3 separate regions of the Homo sapiens genome follow, and regions 1 and 3 are each linked to region 2. The links are chromatin loops, found by intact Hi-C in ENCODE. Cell type or tissue: mammary epithelial cell. All regions are shown on one strand. Region 1 overlaps SLF2 (SMC5/6 complex localization factor 2). Region 2 overlaps PDZD7 (PDZ domain containing 7). Region 3 has its middle 73 kb from the start of PAX2.

Region 1 (8,000 bases), 79 kb after region 2:
ACCTTTTTTTTTTTAAAGACAAGGTCTCACTCTGTCACCCAGGCTGCAGTACTGTGGTGAACTCGCTGCAACTTCCAATTCCCGGCCTCAAGTGATTCTCCTGCCTTGGCCTCCCCAAGTGTTGGGATTACAGGTGTAAGCCACCACACCCAGCCCAGTGTATCTTTTAACTAGTTACACTTCAGATATTTGAAGGTTATTGATTTCTCTTTACTAATTTTATACCCAGACACCCACACCAAATTTTCTTAGTTATTTGTCATAGTTTTTCACCTGAGTCTTAGGCTTCTATGTCTAGATTAACTCACATCTACAAATAATCTTTCAGCAACTCCTTTCCAATTTTTGTATCTCTTGTTTTTTTTCTCTTGTCTAATTACTTTGGCCAATACTTCCACCAAAACAATGTTAAATAACAAAGGAAAGTCTTTTAAAAAAGAAAACAAAACTTTTATGAGAATATTTCTATTATTTGCCTGCTAAACATGATGATGGCTTTTAGATTAAGACATGTTAAAAATGTATCTAATTCAAGATTGATCTCAACTTTGAGAGATCTTTTTAAAAATCAGAAATAAATATTAAACTTTAGCTATAATTATATATAAGTCGTACGAAATGATATTTTTGGCGTTAATTATGATGAGAAAACTTACACTAGATAGTCTTCATTAAAGTCTGGCTGAAGATTCTCCAGGGGAAACAAAGATCTAAAATCAATCCCCATATTGAAAAACACAGCTGCTACATCAGACAATGATGGGATCCATGGCCAAACTGGTGAGTCACTGAAGGTATCTAATTAACAGAAGAAAACATTTCATTCTAAATCTGTGGTCTACAAACCCACATTTGCAAGGTGACAGTCTGCAGGTGAAACATGAATAATTACAATGGTTTTATAGAAATGACAGCTGCTAATTTTATGCTAACAATACAGTTATAGGATGATCATAGGAATTACAGATTCCCAAATAAAATAAGAAAATGACATAAAGAAAATATCTGAGAGTGATGGATAAAAGGGTGTAACTCAGAAGGAAGTAACACATTTTAAAATGGCTGGAAATACCACTGATAAAATCCCAACTATCAATAACACAGGAAGACTTTTTATCATCTTCATTGCCTTTATAGTCCCAATCCCCAGGACAGATGAAACAGGTAAACCACTATGCTTGTTTTATTATAAGGGCTCTCAAAGATGAGAAAGCAAATGTTACACTTTTACAGTGGATGCTTTCAATATGCCTTACTGTATTATCAGTATAATACTGTTGCTTACCAATAAGCCAATTAAACTTAATTGGCTAAGTAAGTTTGGAACCATTTCCACTTATCAAGCAAAGTAAGCCATGATTTGGTAAACAGTAAGTGAGGGTTTCCACTTGCAAGATCTTATATTCTTTTTCTCAATGCAAGTAAGAAAATTCAGATACTCGTTGTTTAACTGAAGTTCCATTTCATTATTAAAGACTTTTGAGGTCGGGTGAGGTGGCTCATGCCTGTAATCCTAGCACTGTGGGAGGCCAAGATGGGTAAATTGCCCGAGCTCAGGAGTTCCAGACCAGCCTGGGCAGCAAGGTGAAACCCTGTCTCTACTAAAATACAAAACAATTAGCTGGGTATAGCGGTGTGTGCCTGTAGGCCCAGCTACTTGGGAGGCTGAGGCACGAGAATTGCTTGAACCAGGGAGGTGGAAGTTGCAGTGAGCTGAGATTGTGTCACTGCACTTCAGCCCGGGCGACAGCAAGATTCTGTCTCAAAAAAAAAACCAAAAAAAACGACTTTTGATTAGAAAAATAATTTTGTATTGTATATTTCCAAATATACTAACATTTAGCAATGTGAAAGATACCATGTAAATAGCAACCAATAATACACACGGTAAATCTTAATAAGTTGATATACTTACCATTTCTAATTGTTATTTCCATCAATGTACTTAAAATCTGCACTGACACAATACAGTCTGTATGAACTGACATCATCTGTCAAAAGCAGAGAAATGACAGGATATTAAGAAGAAAGAAAACACAAACATTCATTATTTGCTAGGCACATATAAAGTTGTTTTATGTAGGCCAGGCGCAGCAGTTCATGCCTGTAATCCTAGCACTTTGTGAGGCTAAGGCGGGCGGATACCTTGAGCTTAGGAGTTTGAGACCAGCCTGTGCAAGACGGCAAAACCCAATCTCTACAAAAAATACAAAAATTAGCCAGGTGTGGTGGCGCACACCTGTAGTGGAGGACTGGTTGAGACCAGGAGGTGGAGGTTGCAGTGAGCCATGATTGTACCACAAAAATAAAAATAAAATACAATAAGATAAAATAAAAATAAAGGCATTTTATGTGCATTTAATACTAATGATAACCTTATGAAGTAGTACTCATTACACATATGAGCAAATAGGTTCAGAGAGATTAAATATTCTACCCAACTAATATATATGATACGTGGAGAAGGTGGAATTTAATTCTAAAGTCAGAGCTCTTTACATTCTAACATGCTGCTTTTTTTTTTTTTACAACTTTCATTTATAATTAGACAAATATAACATTTGAAACTATCAAAAAATGTCTTTTTAGTATACAGCATGACATGAAACCAAAAAACCACAAAGGAAAAGGCTGCATGCAAAAATCAAACCACAAATTAATAAGATACAAATATACAAAATAATATACCAACATAGTTTTTCAAAGATGCTCAATATCACTAGATCAAAGAGATGTAATAAAAACAGTAAGATATCACTGGCTGGACGCGGTGGCTCAGCCTGTAATCCCAGCACTTTGGGAGGCCGAGGCAGGCGGATCACGAGGTCAGGAGATCGAGACCATCCTGGCTAACATGGTGAAACCCTGTCTCTACTAAAAATACAAAAAGAATTAGCCAGGCGTGGTGGCGGGTTCCTGTAGTCCCAGCTACTCGGGAGGCTGAGGCAGGGGAATGGTGTGAACCCGGGAGGCAGAGCTTGCAGTGAGCTGAGATCGTGCCACTGCACTCCAGCCTGGGCAACTGAGCAAGACTCCATCTCAAAACAAAACAAAACAAAACAAAACAAAACAAAAAAAGATATCACTGATTGACTTCAAAATTGGCAATGATCAAGAATATCGATAATACCCTAGTATTATCGATTTTCTAGTATTCATAAGAATACTAGAAAAGAGGAAAGCAGTCTTAATGCCTCAGGTGAGTGTAATTTGGTTAAAACTTTTACACTAGGGCCAGGCGCAGTGTCTCACACCTGTAATCTCAGCACTTTGGGAGGCTGCAGTGGGAGGATCATTTGAGCCCAGGGGTTCAAGACTGGCCTGAGCAACATGGCAAGATCCCGCCTCTACAAAAAATTTTTAAAAATTAGCTGGGTGTGGTGGGGCATGCCTATAGTCCCAGCTACTTGGGGGGCTGAGGGGGGAGGATCACTTGAACCTGGGAGGTTGAGGCTGCAGTGAGCAGTGATCGCACCACTGCACTCCAGCCTGGGTGACAGAGCAAGACCCTGTCTCAAAAAAAAAAAAAAAAAGAAAAAAAAAAAAACCCAAAAAATCCAAAACAACTAATTGGTAATATTTATGCCAAGTTATTATTTTATACTTTCATCTAGTTAGTCTTTGTACATACAGGAATTCAGATGCAAATAATATGCCTGTAATGCCTTTTTACATACAGGAATTTAGAAACAAATAATATACCTTTTTTTTTTGAGACAGAGTCTCACTCTGTTGCCCAGGCTGGAGTGCAGTGGTGCAACCTTGGCTGACTGCAACCTCTGCCTCCCAGGTTCAAGCGATTCTCGTGCCTCATCCTCCCAAGTAGTTGGGCCTATAGGCCTGCGCCACCATTAGGCTAGAGACGGGTTTCTCCATGTTAATCAGGCTGGTCTTGAACTTCTGGCCTGAAGTGATCCACCCATCTCATTCTCCCAAAGTGCTGCGATTACAGGCTTAAGCCACTGCACCTAACCTCTGATATAACTTTTTTTTTTTTTGGGACAGAATCTCGCACTGTCACCCAGGCTGGAGTGCAGTGGTGTGATCTTGGCTCACTGCGACCTCCGCCTCCCAGGTTCAAGCGATTCTCCTGCCTCAGCCTCCCCAGTAGCTGGGATTACAGGCACCCACCACCATGCCCGGATAATTTTTTGTATTTTTAGTAAAGACTGGGTTTCACTATGTTGGCTAGGGTGGTCTCAAACTCCTGACCTCGTGATCCACCTGCCTTGGCCTTCCAAAGTGCTGGGATTACAGGCATGAGCCATCACGCCCCGCCTGACATAACTTTTTACAAGACAATTTTTTGGGAACAAAAATCTCAAGTTTAAAAAAAATTTTTTTAAATCATTTAACAAAGTAATTTTATAGTGGATTTGTAGAGGAACACATATTGTATTTCTATTATTATCTTTTTCATTTGCTTAGAAGCCATAGATTGTAATACATTTAAATTTAAAATGTAAAGGGTTGCCGAGCACAGTGGCTCACACCTGTAATCCCAGCACTTTGGGAGGCCGAGGCAGGCAGATCACTCGAGGTCAGGAGTTCGAGAGCAGCCTGGCCATCATGGTGAAACCCCATCTCTAATAAAAATACAAAAAAAAAAAAAATTAGCTGGGCGTGGTGGTGGGTGCCTGTAATCCCAGCTACTTAAGAGGCTGAGGCATGAGAATCGCTTGAATTCGGGATGTGGAGGTTGCAGTGAGAAGAGATCGTGCCACTGCACTCCAGCCTGAGAGACCAAGAGAGACTCTGTCTCAAAATAAATAAAATAAAATAAGATAAAATAAAATAAAATAAAAATGTAAGGAGGAGTAACCTGAACTCTACTTTCAAACAGTCATATGGCTTGTGTCATTTTGAACACAATCTATGTGAAAAAAAAACTTCTGCTATGATGTTTGTGCTGTTAAGCTCTGCCACTAGGAGGCAACACCATTCACAGACATGTTACACATAGGACAAGGTTTCTAACAATCTTTTTGCGGTGGGTGAAAAATTCCACGGTGGGAAATACAGTGATTTCAGATAATTAAGTAAATGTGTAAAGGAGTATATACAGCAATCTAATGTCTATCAGTTGAGATTGGGTTAAATAAATCATGGTATAGCCTAACAAAGGAATACTATGAAGCCACTGAAAAGGATAACGTATCAACACTCTGAGATGAAATGCTCAATAATTTACTGCTATCTGAAATAAACAAGTTATAAGACACATTCACATGTTCTGTTTATGTTAAGTTACATGGCAATTTTTGAATGCAGAGAATACTCTAGAAAACACTGACCAAAATGTAACAGCTCCAGAAATTAGGACTTGGGAGTTCAGCCTTCTTATTTTAATTAAAAAAATTTAAACTGTTCACTCAAACAGATTCTGACAGAAACTTCTTTTTAAAAATATTTTAGGCTGGGTGCAGTGGCTCACGCCTGTAGTCCCAGAACTTTGGGAGGCCGAGGTGGGTGGATCACTTAAGGCCAGGAGTTCGAGGCCAGCCTGACCAACATGGTAAAACCCCATCTCTACTAAAAATAGAAAAATTAGCCAGGTGTGGTGGCACAGGCCTGTAATCCCAGCTACTTGAGAGGCTGAGCAGGAGAATTGCTTGAACCTAGGAGGCGGAGGTTGTAGTGAGCAGAGATCACGCCACTGCACTCCAGCCTGGGTGACCAAGTGAGACTCTCTCTCAAAAATAAACAAACAAACAAATAAATAAATAAATTTTAATCTCCTTTCCATTTTACTTGAACTTTTCATAATCAAACCTGAATTCCTTTTGAAAATTGTTAAAAAAAAAAAGTACTAACCTTTTTCTGGTCTACTACATTTAGACACTCATGATAAAATCACAAAAATGCAAGGATTTTAATTACATTTTAACATTAAACTTACAAAATACTGGTTAGGAGTATAGCATTAAAATGAATTGACATAATTTCTAAAAACTACTTACAAGTTGGTAAAGCCTCCCACGATGAAAACGGACTTGGAATCAAAAAAGGAGAAATGAGACAGTGTCTTACACAGGGAAAGTGTTTAATGAATGATTAGTCTGGTTTTCAGAAAATAAATATGAAATGTATTAAAAAACTGCTTAAATGAAGGTATGCTTGTATGTCATAATTAGGGTTTGAATGGCTATAACAATGGGCCCACATCAACAAGAGGCAAATTAACATAGATAAATGCAAAGTCTTACTTGGAGGTTTAAGAAATGATATACACAATTAGAGAATAATGAAGCCCTGGCATAACAGTAAAGGAAATTTTTTGTTTGTTTTTTTGATATGGGGTCTTTCTCTGTTCCCCAGGCTGGAGTACAGTGGCATGATTAGTTTTGAACTATAATAAGTAGAAATTTGTAGGTTTCTTCAGATGGGCAAGAGTCTCACTGAAAACTGCTGGTAAGACAGACCTTATCTGGAGCATGTGTCCACGTATCTTTAGTGGAGGCAGTGAGGGAACACTTTAGGAGTGACATTGACAAGCTACTCCTTTACTTGGATCTTACCTTAACCGCAAGACCTTCAACTACTTTACACTTTAAAAAAGCAAACTTTCTCTCTCACCCCGGTACTCTCTGTATCTACCTTACCCTACGTTTTCTTCATAGCACTTATCATCTGACACAATACATTTACAAATGTGCGCGCGCGCGCGCGCGCACACACACACACACACACACACACACACTTATTGTTTGTCTCCTCTACATTAGCATGTGGGCTTCATGAGATCAGAGACACTGATTTTTTCATTGCTGTTCTCTCCAGTGCCTGGCACAGCTGGCACTCAAAATGCCAACTATATAAAACAATGAACGAAAGTCTGTACTGGAATATCTCTCCAGTTCTCACCAAATACGAGATTTCTTGAAATGCTATCATAAAACCCAGAGTAGAAACTCCATGTTTTTCCCACTTTTCACTTTATATATAATAGCTGTAGTTCTCTGACACCATTGATACTTTTTTCCTTTTTGTTATAGGATTTCTGGGGCCAATACTCACATATTATAAAGGACTCTTTTATACTACGATTCCTTTTTCCTGAATGTATATTTTTCACACATTTAGGATTTTATTAAAGTGGAACACTCAGTAACCTGAGAATAATTTTTTTTTTTTTAAACAGATGTGGTCTTGCTATGTTGCCCAGGCTGATCTCAAACTCCTGGTCTCAAGTAATCCTCCTGCCTTGGTATCCCAAAGTGCTAGAATTACAGGCATGAGCCACTGCGAAGAATAACTTGTCATTCATAATCGTTCTCGTCTTTGAAAGAAGCATAATTCCAATCTAACTGAGTAGTTACTATAGTACTTGTTGATACAGAAGCTTTTATACTGGAAAAAGCCCCATCCATGCCCTCCCATATAAATGTCTTTTTTTTTTTTGAGACAGAGTCTCACTCTGTCCCCCAGGCTGCAGTACAATGGAGCAATCTTGGCTCACTGTAAACTCCACCTCCTGGGTTCAAGCAATTCTCCAGCCTCAGCCTCCTGAGTAGCTGGGATTACAAGTGCCCACCACCACACCTGGCTAATTTTTGTATTTTTAGTAGAGACAGGGTTTCACCATGTTGGCTAGGCTGATCTCCAGCTCCTGACCTCATGATCCACCTGCCTCGGCCTCCCAAAGTGCTGGGATTGCAGGCATGAGCCACCACTCCTGGCTGATACAAATGTCAAGAGTAAGAAACTTCTACATTTATCTGCATGAAGGTCCGAAGTATCTAGAGTAACACCAGAACTCCATACATAAGCATCAATGATACCACTGATATTTAAAAAGTTACCAATTGAGTTAACTTTCTGGAATTATCATATCTTAAATTTAAGATAATTATTTAAGTGGATTTAAGCGTTAAATATGAATGGGGAAAAGAAACACTTGGTTGGATTTGCATCCAAAAAAAAAACCATATATACGAATGGGGAAATATTAGCATACAATTAAAATTCTGAAAATGTATATAGGTACCACCATAAACATG
Region 2 (8,000 bases):
AACACACGCACGCATGTGTGCCCTTCTCTAACTGGGCCTCAAGGGAGATTCCTTACATAGCCACAGCTGTGCGGTGGGGAAAAGGGTCAGAAAGTCGGAAGAGGAACCGCACTCTCACCCCGGCGTAGCTGCAGATCCTGTCTGCCCTCTCCTCTCCCTTCTCTCTGTCCCTCCCCACACCCCTGCCCCTCGTCCTTCCCTTCTGCCCACCCCTCCAGCTCCCCCGTTGCTCCCTCGTGTCTGCAGAGGAGAAGCAGCAGCGGAAGAAGGAGAAGTCGGGGTCCCCTGGGGAGAAGGGTGCCCTGCAGCGCTCCAAGACGCTGATGAACCTCTTCTTCAAGGGAGGGCGGCAGGGGAGGCTAGCGCGGGACGGGCGCAGAGAGGCCTGGACACTGGACAGCGGGAGCCTGGCCAAAACTTACCCTCGCCTGGACATAGAGAAAGGTAAGTAGTGGGCTGATCAAACAGGAAGGCAAAGTGAAGTCCACTAGCTTCGGCATTCAGCAGTTCTGAGTTGAGATCCCACACCGCGTCTTACCAGCTGAGTCCCTACTCAACCCCTGAGAGCCTCAGTTTCCTCATGAGTAAAATGGGGGTAATAATACCTATTTCTTTTTCTTTCTTTCTTTTCTTTCTTTCTTTCTTTCTTTTCTTTCTTTCTTTCTTTCTTTCTTTCTTTCTTTCTTTCTTTCTTTCTTTCTTTCCTTCCTTCCTTCCTTTCTTTCCTTTCTTTCTTTTTCTTTCTTTTTTTTTTTTGAGATGGAGTTTTGCTCTTGTTGCCCAGGCGAGAGTGTAATGGCACCATCTCAGCTCACTGCGACCTGCGCCTCCCACGCTCAAGCGATCCTCCCACCTCAGCCTCCCAAAGTGCTGGCATGACACGTGTGCATCACCATGCTCAGCTAATTTTTTTGCATCTTTTTGTAGAGATGGGGGTTTCACCCTGTTGCCCAGGCTAGTCTCAAATTCCTGGACTGAAGCTATCTACCCGCCTTAGTCTCCCAAAGTGCTAGGATTACAGCGTGATCTACCACACCTGGCCAATCCCAACTACTCTGGAAGCTGAAGCAGCAAGATCACTTGAGCCCAGGAGTTTAAGACCAGCCTGGGCAACATAGCAAGACCCTGTCTCTAAAGAAAAAAAAAAAGTAAAAGAAAAATAAAGCACGTCTTGGCTCAGCTGCTGATTTAAGCTGGGTCTAAACATCTGAGCAACATCATCAGACATCTGTCCCCCTCCATCTCTCCCATGAGTTGACTTCGCTATTGTGGGGCTTTGCCCACCTGGGGGTAAGATGACCTCTATTGCATAGCAACCCCAGGGGAAAGTGCTTCTCCTTAAATAGTTCCAGCTGAAGTCCCAGGGTAGGCTCTCCCTGGCCCAGCTGAGATCCTGTGCCATGCAGAATAAATCGCTGTGATGTGGGAGGGAAAGTGCTTTTGTTGGCCAGCCTGGGTCATGTACCCACCCTGGAGTACACGGGCTAAGAACAGAGTGGGGTGGGTCCCCAGGGGAAAATCAGGGTGCTGTTTTCAGAAGAGGGGGGTGGATGTCGGATCAACAAAACAACCAGAGGATGAGGAGCTGGACCCTGCTTTGCCCTGGGGTGGGATGTTCTGGGGTCTCAAGGTGATTGTACCATGGGAGAGACAATCCCTTCCAATTACGGCTGCCTGGCCCCTCTCCGTCAGTGCATCTCTCTTCCCACAGTTCCCAAGTCCCTGCCCTCTGCTGGTTCTCCTCCCACCTCTCTGGCCACTCCTCTATCTCCTTCCAAGGCTCCTCTTTTTCCCTCTGTCCCCTGAAGGTAGGTACTTCTCCAAGCTCTGTCCCTGAGGTTCTTCCCTCCATACATTTGCTTCCAAGTGAATTTGCATAAGCAGTGCTCAGACTGCACCCTGTTTTGATCCAAAACCGTCCTGACTCCCCATTGCCTATGAAGGAAGTCCATAGCCTGAGCATTGCCTTCAAGCCCCTCAGGGCCAGGCCTCTTGCCTCCCTATCCCACCTACTTCCAGTCTGAATTCTCCATTCCAGCTTGTCCTGAGCCCTCCTGAACCCCATTTTCAGACTGGGGGCCAAGGCCTGCAGCTGAGCCTCTTTCTTCTTCATAGCAGGGGGCGTGGGCCCGGTACAGAAGTTTGTCACCTGGAGACTGAGACGTGGTAATTCATGCATCCCTTTACCAAGGCCTAGTTTACAGTAGAGCGGCAGATGAGGGTGCATACTGGGGGCCAGCTGAGTGGCTCTGGACTAAATTCAGTCAGGGTCAAGCATGGGGGATCAGGCAGCTAGAATGGTATGTATTGGGGGCAGCTAAAAGAATTGGACTAAGCTGACTAGGAAAGATAGGGTGGCAGACAGATATTGGGATGCATTTTAGGAGCTTGTGTTGGGACTCCCAAAGATATATTTGGGGGTGATGAGGGAGCCTGTGCTGGGCCTCCACTGGGCAACAGACTACTATGACAGTGCATGTTCAGGGGGCCCTGGGGGCACTGGGCTAAGACCCCATTAAGAAACAGACTGGTATAGGGGTCCATGTTGGGGCTGAGGGCTGGGGTTTGTGCTGCATTGGTGGGCAGGTTGCTGTGGGCTACCATGGTGGGGAGCATATAGGCTAGGCTAGGATTCTGCCCCAGGTACCTGGGCTCTCAGCTGGCCAATTCTGGGGCCCAGCCCTGCTGAGGGAAGCCCCTCTCCCCTCCCCTGATGGTTCCTGCCCTGCAGACCAGGAGAGGGGCCGGGCCCTGCTGTCTGCCAGGTCTGGGAGTCCCTCCAGCCAGCTGCCTAATGTGGATGAGCAGGTTCAGGCCTGGGAGAGCCGGCGGCCCCTCATTCAGGACCTGGCCCAGAGGCTGCTGACTGATGACGAGGTGCTGGCTGTCACCCGCCACTGCTCCCGGGTAAGCCTTCATCCCATCCGCAGCCCTGGCACACGGTCCTTCAGTCACCCAGCCCATCATTCATTCAGGCCACTGTCCACTGACCAGTGTCTGGGCTTGACACCAGGAGGCTAGTGGTCAGTAAAATCAGAAGTCACTCCTGTCACACACACACACACACACACACACACATCTGCCAGCTCACAGGAAGAAGAGCTAGAAAATCACTAGAACCTAAACGCCCATGGTGATGAGTCACATGAAGAGCTGAAGAAAAAGAACATGAGACGGTAACCCAGGAGACACACATTAGATGGTGTGGGCTGGGAGGCCCTCCTAGAGGAGGTGATATTTAAGCTGAGAAGAGAAGGAGCGGACAGGTGCCACGTGGGGAAAGTGAGTCCCTGCAGTCGCCTGCCTCTGCCCTCTGCAAGCCTCCATCCTTCACTGCATGCCACCCTCTGCTCCTAGGTCAGCCAGTAAGCCTGGCTTCATGCCAGGTCCTCTCCCCTGTTGCCCAAGTAAGTAATCCTTTGCCTCCCCCAACACCTAAACTGTCGTTCTCTGTTCTCTTCCACTTCAAAAAGAACCAGAGCGCCCCAGGGTGGAGAGAGAGTCAGATTTGAAGGAGTCTCTGGGGCCCACCTGTTGGGGAGGCTGTGGGGCACAGGTCACTCACTCCAGGACTGGCAGGTCCTCTCCTGTCCCTGTCTCAGGAAGGCCTGTGTGTGTACACTGGGCTCTTTGTGAGGAGTCTGCACACTGTGTGTGAGGGCGAGCTGGGGGGTCTTGAAAAATTGTTTGTGGATTCCCTCACCCTTCATCTTACTCAAAGTGGGGCTGTGTTGTATGTCTGTGTGGTGTGTGCACTGGCGTGTCTGTGGGGTACCTGGTTTGTACTGATATGACTGCATGATTGTGTGTGTGTGTGTGCATGTGAGCAAGCACGTGTCTGGCTAGCGTGTGTGTGTGTGTGTGTGTGTGTCCATGCATTGTCACCTGGAGACTGAGACATGGTCATTTATGCATCCTGTTATCAAGGCCCGGTTTGCAGCAGAGCTGCAGATAGGGGTGTGTGCTGGGGGAAGCTAAGGGGCTTTGGGCTAAACTCAGAAAGTGTCACCCTTAGCTCCCAGCGCTAAGTAGGGCAGCGTGTACCAGCCTCCAGTGGGCCGGCAATGCAGGCTTTGGCCACGAGGTGGGGCTCTGGGTCTGTCTCTTTGGAGGCTCCTTTTCCCTCATCCCTCCCTTCTCCTCTGCCCAAACCTCCCACTTGTGCCCCCATACCACCTGCCGAGCTCAACCACCACCCAAACCTGACCCAAGCCCCCCACACCAAGAGATCAGACCCTCTGCGATGGAGCCCTGGCTGGAGTGATGAGTAAAGTTCTCCTAGTGACTGGGGCATGTAGCCCTGAACTCCAGGCTTCCCTTCTCTCCCCATGTGAGCCATCTCTCTACAGCTGCCAGACCAGGAATCAGAAACCCCTGTCTGGTTGGCCAGGCACGGTGGCTCACGCCTGTAATCCCAGCACTTTGGGTGGCCGAGGTGAGCGGATCACCTGTAGTCAGGAGTTCGAGACCAGCCTGTCCAACATGGTGAAACCCCATCTCTACTAAAAATACAAAAAAAAAAAAAAATAGCTGGGCATGGTGGTGGGCGCCTGTAATCCCAGCTACTCGGTAGGCTGAGGCAGGAGAATCGCTTGAACCCTGGAGGTGGAGGTTGCAGTGAGCCAAGATCGTGCCATTGCACTCCAACCTGAGAACAAGAGCGAAAATCCATCTCAAAAAAAAAAAAAAAAGAAAGAAAAGAAACCCCTGTCTGATCGCTGTACACTCCCCAGGCCACCTGGTGACCCATTGTCTTTGGCAGAGGTGACCCATTGTCTTTGGCTCTCACATTCGAGGTCCTCCCAGATTCAACTCCCTAACCCACCAACCTCCACTTTCCCACGGCCGCCGCATAGGTTTATACAGGTTACAACCTGCACAACCTCAGAGACGCTACTCATATAGTCACAGCCTGTGCAGCAGCCCTGCAGGGAGGCTCTTCATGGACCCCATGGCCACGTTTAAACCACTATCTACTCGTTTTTCCACACCACCTTTGCAACACTTTCTTCCCAACTTTTGTGCTGTTCCCTACGTCTATCTTCTAAGAGTCAGTCAAAATACCACCACCTCCATGAAGCCCACTGGGATCTTCCCACCTTCCTCTGAGACTCCCTGTGCCCCATTGCCCATGGTTTGTAGTTCACCAGGGTATGTGACTCATCTTCCCCTCGCTCCCACTAGACCCAGTTCCTGAAGATCTGAGACAGGATCATTGTGCCCCTGCTGGCCAGTACAGGGCCTGGCACTTAGTAGGTACCGAATCCAAGTCCATGGACTTAAAGCGTGTGCACATATGAGGCTGGTTCTGCACCACATGTGTCTCTCCAGACAAAAGGGAATGTATTATTGATATGTGTATGTGTGAGTCGCTGTAACTGTGTGTGGTTTGGGGCCACACACATCATTTGTATTGTATTTATTTCCAGATATTTATGAATGACTCACTCTGACCACCAAGGCATGCTCTGTCTCTGTGCCTGTGCCCATAGAAAGTGTTCTATGCGTGCGTGTCCCTGACTCAGTCTCCCTCTTGCCACGAGGGGGCGATGTGCTGTCCAAATGGGATGGCTCCCAGTGTTCAGGTCTTCAGAGTCAGTGGGGTGTGGCTGGTGGCATCCGGGCAGTGCCAGGCAGAAGGGGCTCCACCCCGCCCCCCTCCAAGGGAACTGATTGGAGAGGCCCTTCCCCAAGGCTCCTATTCTAGCCCCGAACAAAGCCTAATTTGTAGGTCTGTGTGCAGACATATGCTGGGACAGCCAGGCACACAGCCTAGAGTTTGGCTCAAATTCCTTCCTTCTGCCTGGGATGTGGGGGTGGGGAGGAGAGTCCACTCCCTGCACATCCTTTTCCGGCACCAGAGCAGGCAAGAGTTAGACTTCCCGGGTTCCAGTCCCTCTTCACACTTCCTTATCTGTGTGGCTTTGAGTGAAGTCCTTCTCTCTGAGCCTGTTTCCGCATCTGTAAAACGGGAATAATTAATGCCATTTCTCAGGGTGGTTGCTGAGAGACAGTATGTAAAAGGCTTAGAAAAGTGTCTGTCCCAAAGCTGTTATCGATGCTGTTGCCATTTATTGCAGGTCTGTTATTACTGCAGGCTTCCACCCTGTCACCAAGATCAGACCACCCTGTGGCAGCTGGGGGTGGAGTGAACCTTTCCCAAGGCACGCAGGGCTGGATAGGTCCCTACATGCGTAGAAGAAACACCTGCATGCCCTGGTGTCCCCCTCACTCAGCTCTGGAAGCCCCCACTGCTGTCTGACCTGTGCTGCCTCTATCTGCAGTATGTGCACGAGGGAGGCATAGAGGACCTGGTGAGGCCCCTGCTGGCCATCCTCGACAGGCCGGAGAAGCTGCTACTGCTGCAGGACATCAGGTGGGAGGAGGTTGCAGAGAGGGCTTGGGGGCAGGAAGGGGATCCCTGGTACCACCCCCAACCTCCCGAGGGCTGAAGGGCATCCTGGCACCTCCGGAACTGAAATCCTGCCTGCCCCTCCCACCCCTGCTGTCTCTCGCCCTCTCCCAGGAGTGTGGTGGCCCCCACAGACCTGGGCCGCTTCGACAGCATGGTGATGCTTGTGGAGCTGGAGGCTTTTGAGGCCCTCAAGAGCAGGGCAGGTCAGCAGTGGGGGGCGGGGCTTCTGGGTCCTGAGCCCTGCTGGGGGTGGGGATGGGACCCCGTGGTGGAGAGGGCTGCAGAGATTGCCGAGCCCCTTGAGCTGCCTCCGTCCCGGAGCCTGGCGGGGTACCTTGCCGCTGACCTGTTCATCTCTCCAACCAGTCCGGCCTCCTGCTTTGAGACCAGCCCGGCAGGACACGCCACCCAAGCGTCACCTTATCACCCCCGTGCCTGGTCAGTCAGAGTCCCAGAGCCCAGGGAGGGGCACAGCCCTGGGGAGATTAGGGAAAGGAGGATGGGCCTTCTACTTCTTTCCCCACTAGGGGCAGTTGTGGCTTCCAGGCACATTGTGGTTCCCTGAAGGAAAGCTCTTGTCCACCAGAGCCATTTTATCACATCTGCTGGTCACCACCTGTACTATTACTTAATAGTTGGTTTGAAACCCACTCACTTTTAAAATCTAGTCTCATTCTATGCAGTAACCTCTGAGAAATTACGTTTGGTGTGCTAGTCGTATTTTTTCTTAGACACATTAAAATAGAACGGTAACGATTCCAGCAGGAAGCATTAAAATGTAATTCTAGGCCGGGCGCGGTGGCTCACGCCTGTAATCCCAGCACTTTGGGAGGCTGAGGCGGGTGGATCGCTTGAGGTGAGGAGTAGAGACCAACCTGGCCAACATGGCGAAACCCCGTCTCTACTAAAAATACAAAAATGACCTGGGCTTTTTGGTGCACGCCTGTAATCCCAGCTACTCCGGGAGGCTGAGGCAGGAGACTCGCTTGAACCTGGGAGGTGGAGGTTGCAGTGAGCCAAAATCGCGCCACCACGCCTGGGCAACAGAGTGAGATTCCATCTCAAATAAATAAATAAGCGATTCTAATAGAACATGTCTGTCTGCCTCCCCGGTGGGTGGGCCGCACTGCAGTGGTGCCTGAACAAACTCGGGCCTGGCTCTCACAGGCCCCACACAAACCAAAGCAAGGCCTGGGTCCTGGAGAGGGGAGGAGTGGGCAGCTGACCTTGGCGCTCTTCCCCAGACAGCCGCGGAGGCTTCTACCTGCTGCCGGTGAACGGCTTCCCGGAAGAGGAAGATAATGGGGAGCTGAGGGAGCGGCTGGGGGCCCTCAAGGTCTCCCCAAGTGCCTCTGCCCCTCGCCACCCCCATAAAGGGATCCCCCCTCTACAAGACGTGCCAGTAGATGCCTTCACCCCCCTCCGAATTGCCTGCACACCCCCTCCCCAGCTACCCCCCGTGGCTCCCCGGCCCCTGCGGCCTAACTGGCTGCTGACAGAACCCCTGAGCCGAGAGCACCCTCCGCAGAGCCAGATCCGGGGCCGGGCTCAGAGCCGTAGCCGCAGCCGTAGCCGCAGCCGCAGC
Region 3 (8,000 bases), 340 kb after region 2:
CAGACCTCATCCCCGCACTGAGGTGGGAATATAACCCTTTCTTAAGAATATTCATTCAGGACTTCAGCTTACTAGGTAGAGATTTATGATTATACAGAGAACACAGACAGATATACAATTATACTAGGAAACAAGGCTTACCTAGACCTTCATAATCACAGATGTGTCCACACACACACACACACACACACACACACACACACACACACAGAGAGAGAGAGAGAGAGAGAGAGATAAAGGCAGGAAACTGGTCTGAATCAAAGTTTTTGTTGTTGTTTTGTCTTTCAAGAAAGTGCTCATTCATTTAAGCCCCGGGTGTTCAATCTTTTGGCTTCCCTGGGCCACACTGGAAGAAGAATTGTCTCAGGCCACACATAAAATACACTAACACTAGCTATAGCTGATGAGCTAAATATAAATATATATGTGTGTGTGTGTGTGTGTGTGTGTATATATATCTGTGTGTATATATATGTGTGTGTGTGTGTATATATATGTGTGTGTATATATATATATAAAATGTTTTAAGAAAGCCTACAAAGTTGTGTTGGGGCATATTCAAAGCCATCTTGGGCTGCATGCGGCCCACGGGCCATGGGTTGGACAAGCTTGATTTAAGCAAAGGATAAAGGACTAATAATAACCTCTTTGGATAGGAATATACAGAGGTACAACCTTTGGAAAAGGCAGTTTGACAGTGTGTGCCCAAATATAAAATATCCTCGGTGCCCCTGTGTCCTTAAGAAAGGTTCCTTGTGTCCAGCCTGAATCCAATAATTCCATTTCTAAGAATTTACCCTAAGGAGATAATTGTACAAGTGCAAAAAGATCTGTCTGCAAATACATTCATCTCAGGGTGTTTTAAATAGTGCAAAACTGTCTGGGCATGGTGGCTCACACCTGTAATCCCAGCATTTTGGGAGGTTGAGGCGGGTGGATCACCTGAGATCAGGAGTTCAAGACCAGCCTGGGCAGCATGGTGAACCCTCATCTCTACTAAAAATACAAAAATTCACCTGTCGTGGTTGTGCACACCTATAATCCCAGCTACTTAGGAGGCCGAGGCATGAGAATTGCTTGAACCTGGAAGGTGGACATCGCAGTGAGCCGAGATTGTGCCATTGCACTCCAGCCTGGGCAACAGAGCAAGACTCCATCTCAAAAAATTTTTTTTTAAAAGTGCAAAACTGAGAACAACCTAGATGTTTGTCAACAGAAGACTGGCTCAGTACATAATGCAATGGACTATAATGCAACTACTAAAACAATCATATAGCTCTCTTTATTGAAACAGAATGGTGTTCATGCTGTATTATTGATTAAAATGGTAGATTATGGAACAGAACATACAATGTTAGTGTGTTTGTATTGCACACCTATATATATGTTTATTTAAAGGCAGAAAGATGTTTCTGGTAGGATGGTCACTAAAATAGCAACAGTGGTTCTGTGACTCCAGTGGGCTTTATTTCTGGCTTTCTTTATATTTTCTATATAGTTTACAATTTGTACAGTGATGATGTGTCTCTCTTTTTTTTTTTTTTTTTTTTTTTTTTTGGGGGGATGGAGTTTTGCTCTTGTTGCCCAGTCTGGAGTGCAATGGCGCAATCTCGGCTCACTGCAACCTCCGCCTCCCGGGTTCAAGAGATTCTCCTGCCTCAGCCTCCTGAGTAGCTGGGATTACAGGCATGCGCCACCATGCCCAGCTAATTTTTGTATTTTTAGTAGAGACGGGGTTTCTCCATGTTGGTCAGGCTGGTCTCGAACTCCTGACCTCAGGTGATCCACCTGCCTTGGCCTCCCAAAGTGCTGGGATTACAGATGTGAGTCACCATGCCTGGCTGTCTTTTTTTAAAAATAGAAAGAAAGAAAGCTGCTTTCTGCATGCTGTGCCTTCTCTGTGCCAGTCTCTGCTTGGCACAGACAGCACAGCAATGAACAAGGGAGTGGCTCCTTAGGAACTGCCCAGGATTACACCTCCACAGCAAAGGTGTTGGGAGTCACAGTGACCTTGATGGTAGCATCCCAAATGCCCTACAACTGCAAACTGTGTCCTCTTCCTCCTGCCCTGCCCCTTGCCTGTGTTCAAATGATCTGTGTTCATTTTTTGGAACCAGAGTGAGAAGATGGGGGTCACCTAGAGAACCTGTGGGCTTGGACATAGGGGAGGGGGGCAGCTGGGCAAGACTGGGGTGGCTTCAGAGACACCCTGTGGGGAGGAAAACCTAGGCCTGCTTCTGTCCTTGGTGCCCCTATGTCCATAAGAAAGGTTCCCTGTGTGCAGCCTGAATCATTTTTTACTTTCTTGGTGAAAATAATCCTCCTGAAAGTGCCTGAAATCATTCTCCTCTGGGGACACACTCCTTAAAACCTTGGGTCTGTAAGTGATCCTAGAAGCCAAGGATTTCATTGTTCCCCACACTAGTCCCATTTTGGGGGGCTTTAGCCTCTACTTGAATGCCTCCAGGGCAGGAAACTCACTCTGTCTTGAAATAGGTCTCTTCTGTTTCAGGCAGCTGTAATGATTAGAAAGTTCTTTCTTAAGACAAGAGCCCAGGTCAGGCGAGGTGGCTCATGCCTGTAATCCCAGCACTTTGGGAGGCCGAGGCTGGTGCATTGCTTGAGTCCAGGAGTTCGTGACTAGCCTGGGTGACATGGCGAAACCTCATCTCTACAAAAAATAGAAAAGTTAGCTGGTCATGGTAGTGTGTGTCTATAGCCCCAGCTATTCAGGAAGCTGAGGTGGGAGGATCCCTTGAGCCTGGGAGGCGGAGGTTGCAGTGAGTCAAGATCATGCCACTGCACTCCAGCCTGGGTGACAGAGCGAGACCTTATCTCAAAAAATAAAGGAAAAGGAAAAGAACCTGAATCTGTCTCCTGGAAGGTGCCTGTCCCCTATCCCTGCAAAGGAGACGTTCTTCAAGGATGGTTGTTACTATGATCTGACTGTTTCTGTCTCCCCCAAATTTGTAAGTTGTACCTGCCACTGACCTTCATGTCTATGGCCACAATCTCGGGCTTCTCAGACTTGCATTTTGCACCTTGTTATGTGGTTGATTAACTAGTGTAGGTCTTCCTTACTAGACTGGACTATTCCCTGAGGATAGGGGTCTACATCTTATTTTTGTACCCCTAGCGCCAGCCCAATGTGTGACACCTAGTAGACATGCAGGGAACAGTTGAATGAACATGGAGTTGTTGAAGAGGGGGTGCATGACCTTTGTGAAAGGCAAATTCAGCCTTTTGTCAAAGTTGGTCTTGGAATGGGGGGGTGGAGGGGAGAGAGGCATTCAACTTCATTTAATCTCAATGCTAGATGGTTGTGTGGCCTCAGGCAAGTTACTGGGTCTCTTAGAGCCTTAGTTTCCTATCTATGAAGTGAGGTACATAATAGTATTTGTCCCACATGGTTGTAATAACAAATCAAATGTAGCAATTAGTGCAAAGTGCCTGCCACAGTGCCTGCCACAGATTAAGTGCCATTACTATCGCTTTTGTTGCTTTTGTTGTTTTGGAGGGGGGAGTACACATGGATTATTATTATTATTTGGTAGTTCATTTCTACCACCTAGTAAAAACTCTGCCCCATCCTTCAAGCCTCCAGCTCAAATGCCACCTCCCAAATGCCCAGACATCCTCAGGAAGTCACTCTCCACTCCCCTGTTGAATAGACAGCACTGTATGTGCTTCTGTTTCAGCACTCACCAGGAACTGCCATCATTTGGAGACATCAGCCCCCTCCTCAACAGTGAACTCCGGGAAGGCAAGGGTAGCCTGGTAGTCTCAATCTCCCTTTGCCTGCAGTAGGTCTGACCTGTGGGAGAGGTTCAAAAATGTTGGGCGAATTTAGGGGAACTTCAGAGCTCCTGGAAATCTGAAAATGTATTGAAAATGGATGAATATGTGATAAAAATGGCCACTCTTCAAGGCACTGACTTGCTAATGGATTTCATGGGTGTCAGGGGCTAAAATATAATGTAAGTGATGCCACAATCTCAATATATTTAGGGCATCCCTCCTCCTTTTTTAAGAAAGAAAGGGGCCAGGCATGATGGCTCCTGCCTGTAATCCCAGTACTTTGGGAGACCGAGGTAGGTGGATCACCTGAGGTTGGGAGTTCGAGACAAACCTGACCAACATGGAGAAACCCCGTCTCTACTAAAAATACAAAATTAGCTGGACATGGTGGTGCATGCCTATAATCCCAGCCACTCGGGAGGCTGAGGCAGGAGAATCGCTTGAACCCGGGAGGTGGAGGTTGCCGTGAGCTGAGATCGCTCCCATTGCACCCAGACTGGGCAACAAGAGAGAAACTCCATCAGAAAAAAAAAGAAGGAGAAAGAAAGAAAGAAAGAAAGAAAGAGAGAGAGAAAGAAAGAAGAGAGGAAAAGAGAGACAGAGAGAAAGAGAGAGAAAGAAAGGAAGAAAGAAAGGAAGGAAGGAAGGAAGGAAGGAAGGAAGGAAGGAAGAAAGAAGAAAGAAGAAAGAAAAGAAAGAAAGAAAGAGAAAGAAAGAAAGAAAGAAAATTAGTCTGATGTCTGTCTGGAGATACCATTACCACAAAGGGGAGAGGTGTTCTCCTCTTCCCCTTCTTCCTCTCTCCTGCCTCACATGGTCCCTCTAGAGATTCCCTAGACAGTGTTCTCAGCCAATATTGCTCTGTTCTGGTCCAGGCATGCTATAGGCATGCTTTTGCAGGGGCTAGCCTGGAACACTGTTTCCTCTGTCATGCTAGCCCATAGATATTAATTTACCAGAAGTGTGGCTTAACGGGAGCAAAACTAGGAGGGGTGGGAAAAACGACCCCCGACCTCGGAGAGAGCTGTGATCGGGATCCTATTTCCCATGCACTGGTGCACCCACCTGTGGCCTTTGTGCACAGGTATTCCCTGTGGACTCAGCAGAATGTTAATAATAACTAACACTTAATAACAGTACTTGTCACTTGTATTGCATTGCATGGTTTCTCAGATCACTTTTACATAGTCTCATTACTTCAACTAATCCTCAGGGAGTGAGGTATGTGGGGCAGATATATTATTTCTACTTTGCAAATGGGGAAACTGAGGCCCAGAGGACTTGCCCAGGGCCACCCAATTAATTAAGGCAGAGCTGAGAGGTGAACTCACGTCTCAGGATGTTGCACAAACCTGGGCACTGGCACATATAGGTGTTACCTGCACACACCTGAGGTGGATTTTTAAATTAAAAATTTTTTTTTTAATTTTGGAGACGAGATCTTGCTATGTTGCCCAGACTTGTCTCGAACTCCTGGCTCAGGTGATCCACCGTCTCCGCCTTCCAAAGTACTGGGATTACACGTGTGAGCCACCGCGCCGAGACCTGAGCTGGGTCTTCAAGGCAGAGGCTCTAAAAGAGCTGAGGCTGAACTGTCCCAAGCCTCAGCTAGAGCCTCACAATGAGGCCTTTTCTTGTGACCCCATGGGGCTGATCTTGGCGACCCCACCCAGGCCCCCGCCTCTCTATCGCTCTCCGGGGGTGCCGGGCTGCTCCTGCTGGGCAGAGGGGCCAGGCAGGGAGCCGGAGCCGGAGCCGGCGGCCTCGGGTGGGTCCGCGCCCGCAGGTGCGAGGAAGGCTCGGGCCGCCAGCCCATCCTCCGGACCCGCAGACCGAGGCTCGGGCCGCACGCGGCCGCCCCCTGGTGGACGTCGGCGTGTCGGGCACGGCGCAGTCACCCGGCCCCGGCGGAGGCGGCGGGTCTCGTGGCTCTCTCGGGCGCCCGCTCCCCCGCCGCCTCCCCCGCTCCCTCCACTTTGGGGATAATTTAACATGTTTCACACTAACTTTCCCGTAATGGCCGCGGAGCCTTTGGAAATGCAGCCTCCCCGCTTTATCGGCGGCTGCGCTAATGGTTATCTCGCAGCCGTGCCCCCGGCGATCCTGTCAGGAGTAAATAGAAGCTGACACAGTCATTTGCTTAAATCTTCTCCACACTTTTGCCGCATTTCCCTCCAGAGGATACCCCTGAAACAACAATTATTTGAAATGTCACGCGTTTCTGCCCCTGGGCTACCAACAAATGAACATTAAATCTATTAACAGCAAAAAAAAAAAAATTAAATGTTTACTTTTCGGAAGGTGTGAGGGGCCTGAGTCAGGGAGGGGCCTAAGGAGAGTCAGGGACAGGGACAGAGGCAGAGACAGAGACAGGGACAGGGACAGAGGGAGAGACGGGACAGGGACAGAGGGAGCGACAGGGACAGAGGGAGCGACAGGGACAGAGGGAGAGACAGGGACAGAGGGAGACACAGGACAGGGACAGAGGGAGAGACAGGGACAGAGGGAGCCACAGGACAGGGACAGAGGCAGAGACAAAGACGGAGGGAGAGACAGGGACAGAGTGAGAGACACTGATAGGGGCACCAGAGGCAGAGAGGGAGGCAGATGCCAGGCAGACAGCTCGGAGCAGGGGGACAGGGTCCTGGGAAAGGGGAGAGACAGACAGACAGGGATATATCCATAGATATATAGATATATCCATCTCCCTATCTATCTATCTCTCTCTCAAATTTAGAGAGAGAGATATACGTACATGCGTGTATATATAGAGAGAGCCCAAAGACACATAGAACAAGACAAAGCAGAAATTGAAACCAAAAAAAGACCACTGTGGAAAAACAGACTCCAAGACAGAAGGGAGGAGGCCAAGGCAGATGCCCAGAGTATGAGACACCAAAAAAGGCAGAAAGAGGCACCCTCCACCCATAAATGGCAGCCCTCCCACCCCGCATTTTTAAAAAGTTAAGTTAAAACCAGAACCCACAGCACGCTCTGCTAATGGTGCTCACCAGCTTAGGGTCTCACTCCCACAGCCTGGTCCTCTTTGGACCTTAGCGGGCCTTGCCTGGTCAGCCTATCCAGGAGGGGGAGGTCTCATGCCCCTCATCACTGGTCCAGCAGCAGAATGTGTGAAAGGCATGGAGACCTGGAAGCAGGAGATTTTGGGGACAGCAGAGCAGGTGTCACAGCAAAGCAGATAGGCCACTGCTGGCCTCACAGCGTCTCGGGCCCCATGGCCATGCTGGCCCACACCGCGGCTCAGTTTCTCCATCTGTACAGTGGGAAGCAGGTCCCTAAACCACTGCAGGCGACCCCAGTGAGCCTGAAGTGTTCTCACAAGTGCAGGGGCTCAGTTGTCCTCCCGTGGGCCCGTGTGACAGTGGAGAGAAGTCGTGCCTGGTCATGTGGAAGGATCTGAGGTGTGTGATGTCGTGCTTTGGTTCCCATAGGTCAGTGCCTCACTCATGCAGGTGTCTGTGGCCATAGAGCACCCCCAGTGGGGAACCGCCCAGGGCAGGGCAGGAAGCTCTCTGGTCATGGAGGGCCATGCCTGACACCAGAACCAGGGCTCAGTGAGGGTCCTTTGAAGGGTTTGAGGGGCAAGCAGTGGAGGGGTCAGTGAGGGGGGTCAGAGAGAGGGTCCTGGGAGAGGAAGGACAGCTGGAGGAGCCAGTGGGTGGGTGGGGCTGCATGAGGGGCTGGTGTGAGCTGTTCTCACTTCCTGACTCCTCCTCCCCTGGCGTCTCTCCCACCAGGGGACATTTTCTGTGACATTTTCTGTTGAAATATAAATGGGTTGAATTTCATCGTGTGAGGTGGAGGGCTCTCTGGGTCCTGGGCCAGGCGCCTCTGGATCCCTCTCTCGCCCCCTCCTGAGGACGGCGTGTCCAAGCTGGGGCTGCACCGCCCGGACCTTCGTTATGTGTTACTGGGTATGAACACTGGCTCCGTACACTCCATACACCAATAACTCATGTTCAAACACAAAAGCAAAGTTGTGACTTTGCTCTCACACGACTGCTTTAAATTTGCACATTTTAGCTGCATATGAACCCACACTCTGAATTCTACATGCCAAGCACACTCAAGTGTACACACAGATGCTCACCTTCCACATTCGAACATCACCTTGCACACTCAGACACATATCCAAGATCTCCTTCCCCCGTCCTCCACCCTGACCATGCCCACCCCCATCC

What was found. Peaks named below come from ENCODE experiments on the same cell type or tissue, not always from the same donor. Only the 100,000 strongest peaks of a DNase experiment are listed, where the experiment ranks them.
Region 1: it touches region 2 in a loop (25-fold over the local background); 2 of 110 quality-filtered maps call a loop at or near these places.
Region 3: it touches region 2 in a loop (6-fold over the local background); 9 of 110 quality-filtered maps call a loop at or near these places.

Annotation. Positions count from the first base shown.
Region 1 is chr10:100,931,393-100,939,392 of GRCh38, reverse strand. It overlaps SLF2 (SMC5/6 complex localization factor 2), which reads right to left. Exons shown (of 20, transcript NM_018121.4): 10 at 1,916-1,991; 11 at 657-798. Among named protein-coding and RNA genes, the nearest start is that of SLF2, 22 kb to the right of the region's middle. In mammary epithelial cell, a CTCF peak has its summit at 4,934 (motif pointing right); no DNase peak of the experiment used is centred here.
Region 2 is chr10:101,010,543-101,018,542 of GRCh38, reverse strand. PDZD7 (PDZ domain containing 7) reads left to right here. Exons shown (of 17, transcript NM_001195263.2): 9 at 247-444; 10 at 2,116-2,166; 11 at 2,732-2,907; 12 at 6,285-6,376; 13 at 6,527-6,618; 14 at 6,782-6,853; 15 at 7,660-8,000. Among named protein-coding and RNA genes, the nearest start is that of LZTS2, 15 kb to the right of the region's middle. RefSeq lists enhancers at 4,252-4,301, 5,270-5,399. In mammary epithelial cell, CTCF peaks have their summits at 4,070 (motif pointing right), 5,219, 5,537 (motif pointing right), 6,936 and 1 weaker place; DNase peaks (open chromatin) are centred at 3,122, 4,882, 5,212, 5,372 and 1 weaker place; H3K27ac peaks cover 1,780 bases.
Region 3 is chr10:100,668,839-100,676,838 of GRCh38, reverse strand. No RefSeq gene overlaps it. Among named protein-coding and RNA genes, the nearest start is that of PAX2, 73 kb to the left of the region's middle. RefSeq lists a silencer at 5,569-5,748. In mammary epithelial cell, no CTCF peak of the experiment used is centred here; no DNase peak of the experiment used is centred here; H3K27me3 peaks cover 1,473 bases.